Regions from separate parts of the Homo sapiens genome. Here region 1 is linked to region 2. A link is an interaction called in ENCODE POLR2A ChIA-PET data of the cell type or tissue named here. Cell type or tissue: OCI-LY7. All regions are shown on one strand. Region 1 overlaps PKD1L1 (polycystin 1 like 1, transient receptor potential channel interacting). Region 2 overlaps PKD1L1 (polycystin 1 like 1, transient receptor potential channel interacting).

Region 1 (2,500 bases), 100 kb after region 2:
CCTCCCAGGGCTCCTGTTCTGCCAGAGGAAGCCAGAAAGCAAACATGTAGCCATAACAGCATCTGCTGGGGGTCGTGCTGCGGAAGAATAGAGCTGCAGGAGGGATTCGTGCGGGGTCGGGACGGGGTGGGGGTGGGGGGGGGGGGCGCGGTGCTTTTTTATACACAGGGTCAGAGAAGGCCGCTGTGTGTGACGACATCTAAGCAGAGCTGGAAGAGGAGGAATGCAGAGCTATGCCGAAGGTGGAGGCACACCTGCTTCACTGCAGGAGCAGCAGAAGTCTCGTGGGGCTGCAGCCACAAGTGGGAACCAAGAGAGCACAGGAGGTGACCTCAGAGTTACGGGAGGCCAAGTGGGGTCAGACTCAGGAAGTGGAGTTTCATTCTGAATGAGATGGAGGGTTCTGAGCACAAGAGTGGCACGCTCCAATGCACAGAAGCAACAGTGTGGTTGCGGTACTGAAGAGAGCCTGGCAGGCAGGAGTGGCAGCAGGGGATCCACTCAGAGGGCTATGAGGATGGCAGGTCTTGATTGTGGAGTGAAGGCAGAGGGTGAACACCTCTGAGGCTATGGGGTGGCCGGGCTGGCTGCTGGACTGGAAGTGAGATGGAGCCCAAGAGAGAACTCAGAGACAATGCCACTGGGCTTGCTCGGCCTGTGCACACTGAGAGCTTAGGTGGGGTGGGGGCATTGGAGGGCAGGTGAGGGGTGCTGGGAGCCCATCTTGGTCATGAGGCCTCTGTTGACCTTGCATTGACCTGTGCAGCTCTCCTTGTGACAAAATCTCAATCCTGGTGGCACCAGGAAAGCAGGGAGGTGCCCACGGCACAGGAGGAGGGGGGACACTTTTGGCCTACGGGAAGCTGGCCACCTTGTTTCCTACACAGGACGCCTGTCCAGAGACAACGCCCCACTGTGGACATGATTACAAAAAGCAGCCACCATCCCTCAGACTGAGGGCCCAGGGCCTCACTCTGGCTCTTGAGAGAGCTGTTACCAGAAGTAGTTCCAGCCAGTTAAGAAGTTAGTATAGGTTAACCAACGGCCCAGCCCCTCCCTGGGATGTGCGCTCCCTGTGCTGTGGGCCTTTTACAGATTTGTAACTACAGGACATCAGGTGCTTCATCTTTCAGGAGAACAACACAGGAAGGTGTCAAGAAGGCCAGAGTGGGAGCTGAAAGATGCCAGCTCGTGCCTGAGTGCATACGCCTGGCACCTGCCCCTCTTCTGTGACGAGAACAGGGAACCCCTCTGTGGCCTCCCAGAGCAGGACCTGGGTAGATCCTGGCAGTTTCCTGAGGATGTGAAACCCAGGGGCTGAGACAGCTGCATGTACCTACAACCCCTAAAAGGCATGGTGCTAGTGAGCAGCATGGGAGACACAGGGCTTTGCAAGACACTATCCTATAACTATGCCCAATCAGCAAACTGCCCAGCACGTCCAGGAGCTGGTGTATGGCCCTGTGTGACCTTCGCCTGAGCCCACTGGGGCTGTAGAGAGCAGAGCGGCCAGAATGCAGCTTGGAAATGGGTCTCCCAGTCAACCAAAACCAGAGAGCCCCCTGATTGCACATTTCACCAGGACCAAGCCCTTTGGGACATGATGGTCAAATCCTAAAGGCATCGATCTATGCCCAAAGCTGAGGTCCCAGGTGGCTGAACCTTGGAGTCACCTGGGTGGGGTGGGGTTGAAGCACCATCACCCTGAGCCACGCCACAGCATGTCTGTTAGAATCTTCAGAGGCAGGGCTTGTGCATGGTTTTGTTTGGTTTCTTTGACTTTTAAGCTCCCTAGGTGATTCTGCATAGCAGATCTGCACCAAGTGTTCAAGAAGCATGAGGTCTGTTTGCCCCCTTGTGTTTGGAGGTGAGGGCACTAAAAGCCTAAGGAAGTCACTGTATGTGGCTATTTACATTGTGTAATGTGAGAAACGCAGGTAATATCACCTCCCCTCTAAAACACCTCTCCCCAACCTCCTGTTCTCAGAACCATCAGACGCTCATCTTACTAAATATCCTTCCTTGGGAACCTAAAAATGCCTCCTTGAACTTTCGCTGACAAAAGTGATGGCAGAGCAGAGAAAAGCTCCCAAACACAAACACTGTGGGTTGAGATCAAATTCATTTCAATATAAACTCAGATGGATGTGCTACGGAGGGGGTGGTTTAATAACGCTGCTCTGCATGAGGAATACTGAAAAATGAACTGCAGGAGAGTCTTTGCCAAGGACAGCAGAGGTTCTGGGAGCTTCAAAGAGAACTGGCTTCTTTAAATTTGAACTAGAAACGCACAACTCTGGGCTGTCTGTGCATGTCCCTTTGGAACCAATGCTTATTCTGGGTGAAAAGCATGTCTCACTCAGAAGTTTTCACTCTTCTCTCGGACCCCACCCACAGATGTGAGAGTCACTCCTCTCACGCTTCTCCTCCATCTCCAGGGCATTGCCCAGGCCTTCAGACCCAAGCCCTGTTAGCTACTCTGATAAACAGATGCAAGGGA
Region 2 (2,500 bases):
AGACACACAGGGCTTTCTGAATTCTTCTGGGCTTCACTTCCTTCCTGTTTCAGGCCTCTGCTGAGACCCCTTCTTTCTGACCCACCTGGAGAGCCGGGTTGCCATGGCATGTGTCCTGGGAAACGGGACCTCCCTCTAGGGAGGACGGCCCCCAGCCAGCACAACAGGTCTTGCATTGATCTTTTCCTGTGTCCGTCTCACCTTGAGCCTGACCCATCCATGGCCAGACCATAGCCAAGGGAGGATGCCAGAGAAATCTAATTGTTTGCATTTCATGCTAGAAGATTAGCTGCTGCGCATAATGATTGATTTACCTTGCGTGGCTCCTGTGCGTCTGGTATCCTTCCCCAGGAATTAGGACCTGATTCAAAAAAATAAAAATCCAATGTACGATGCTTTGGGGTGATACATTTAAACAGGGATATGTTTAAGGATTAGCGGGGACACTACTTTCTTCAGCAAATACTCTTCCTTCCTGACTCAGCCAGAATGAGTATTTCTGAGAGGATAAGGCTAGAACGAGGACTTTTGTTGATGCTTCAGTCCTGATGTTGGCTTGGGCAACCCTCACACCCACTTGAGGCTGCCCTAAGGAAACATGGCAGCTTGAGAAAAATGTTTAATTAATAAAATAAATGGCACTAGCAACTAGAAAATGGATTCACTATCCATCTGACAAAGACCTACTTTACTTAGCTGGTGAAAAGTATTTAGATGTCCCTCAGAAAAAAAAGGATTTTATAAGGTTCATATAAATGTGGGCAAATAAAATGGACAGATGACAGAAAATAAAATGACTTTTACACACATTAAATGATGCTCAATGTTACTCATAATAAACATAATGCAAATTGAAAACAGAAGATACAATTTCTACTTAGTAGATTGGTGCAAAAGGCTCAGCCCCACGGAGAGTTTCTGAGAGTTTTAATGTACATTTACCATGGGGTGCCTCGGTCTGTGCTCCTCCTCTAAGTGGGCTGTGTGGCTCCACTCGGGCAGACCCCGGGGCTTCCTGCAGAAGGAAAGAGGTGGTTCGCCAAGCGTGTTCCCCAGCAATGAAGGGGCTGCTCAGGAGAACAGGGCCATGAGGACAAGTCGCAGGTACCTTGCTGAGCCTGAAGAGCAGGGACAAGAGCTGGGCCCCTGGAGAAGCCAGGAGGGTACACAGGAGACCCACCCTGAAGGATCCAAGGGTGGGGCTGACGTCCAAGTGGGGCTGCAACAAAGCAACAGCAGCCATTACATCAACTCAATATGAGTCCCGCTTAAAACGCAGTCATTGTGTAATTACAAATACATGTAATGTGAATACATACATTATATTTAATAAAAGTGCTCTCTTCATGAATCATGAATTTTAAGTTACAATTCAATTGATTGATTGATTGATTGAGATGGAGTCTTTCTCTGTCGCCCAGCCTGGAGTGCAGTGGCAAGATCTTGGCTCACTGCGACCTCCGCCTCCCGGGTTCAAGCGATTCTCCTGCCTCAGCCTTCCAAGTAGCTGGGATTACAGGCATGCACCACCACGCCCAGCTAATTTTTGTATTTTTAGTAGAAACATGGTTTCACCATGTTGGCCAGGCTGCTCTCAAACTCCTGACCTCAGGTGATCTGCCCACCTCAGCCCCGCAAAGTGCTGGGATTACAGGCGTGAGCTACTGCGCCTGGCCACAATTCAATTTAAATAATGCTTCATGTTCAATATTCGTTCTAAGAAAAAAATAGAACTATATATAGAACTGATATGATGGATACAAGCAGAAGGAATCCAGCAAAGGCTTCTTCTACCCCAGGAGTGAAAAAAACACAAGAAATCATTTTGTTTCTTCTTATACAAATCGTTTTGGATTGAACAAATGCTTGCCGAGCACCCACTCTCTACCAGGCATGTGCTCCATGGATGGAATCATGGCTACAATCCAGCAAGGCATCAACCCACAAGGTACCAATGAACAGAGAAAAGTGGTTAGTGGTCCAACATCAGACAACATGTCGGCTTCAAAGAAGAGGCCGACCGTAGGTTTCCTCACCACAGGCCCTGGTCTATTTCCAGGTGGACGGAGCTGTTCCCTTCCTGCTACTTGATGATATTTCTTTATCCTCTTTTTACAAATTCTGTGCGCTGTTATTTTTTTAATCCCACCAATCCATAATTGTTATTGGATCTCTCTGATACCTGGTGTCATAAAGGAGCCACTATGCCCGGCTGTCCCATGGATGGGTCGCTGACCCCCACCTCGGAAACGGACCTTGTCACCACATTCTGCAGCCACACTACGACCCAGCGGTGAACCCGGTGGGCTGGGTGCATGAATGGCCATGATGTTGTCGTAGTAAACAAGTCAGTTTTGCCTCAGTCCACGTCCTGCTGTGTTGTTTTTTCCTCAGGAAAGAGAGGGTCTCCATTTTAACTGCTGACACTGATTTGGAAGTAATTTACTACATCTCATGAGGAACAATCAGACCAGAGTTGCCAGTGCAAACTGGCATCTTG

The links. Peaks named below come from ENCODE experiments on the same cell type or tissue, not always from the same donor. Only the 100,000 strongest peaks of a DNase experiment are listed, where the experiment ranks them.
Region 1: POLR2A ChIA-PET joins it to region 2 with 10 read pairs; 2 of 35 experiments call an interaction of 5 or more read pairs at or near these places.

Annotation. Positions count from the first base shown.
Region 1 is chr7:47,937,126-47,939,625 of GRCh38, forward strand. The region is part of intron 3 of PKD1L1 (polycystin 1 like 1, transient receptor potential channel interacting); the gene reads right to left. Among named protein-coding and RNA genes, the nearest start is that of PKD1L1, 10 kb to the right of the region's middle. RefSeq lists enhancers at 521-600, 1,051-1,220. In OCI-LY7, CTCF peaks have their summits at 902, 1,106 and 1,865 (motif pointing left); DNase peaks (open chromatin) are centred at 366, 1,266 and 1,836; H3K4me3 peaks cover 1,387 bases; H3K27ac peaks cover 2,362 bases.
Region 2 is chr7:47,834,025-47,836,524 of GRCh38, forward strand. PKD1L1 (polycystin 1 like 1, transient receptor potential channel interacting) reads right to left here. Exons shown (of 57, transcript NM_138295.5): 38 at 1,109-1,219; 39 at 943-1,015; 40 at 315-361. Among named protein-coding and RNA genes, the nearest start is that of PKD1L1-AS1, 40 kb to the left of the region's middle. In OCI-LY7, no CTCF peak of the experiment used is centred here; no DNase peak of the experiment used is centred here.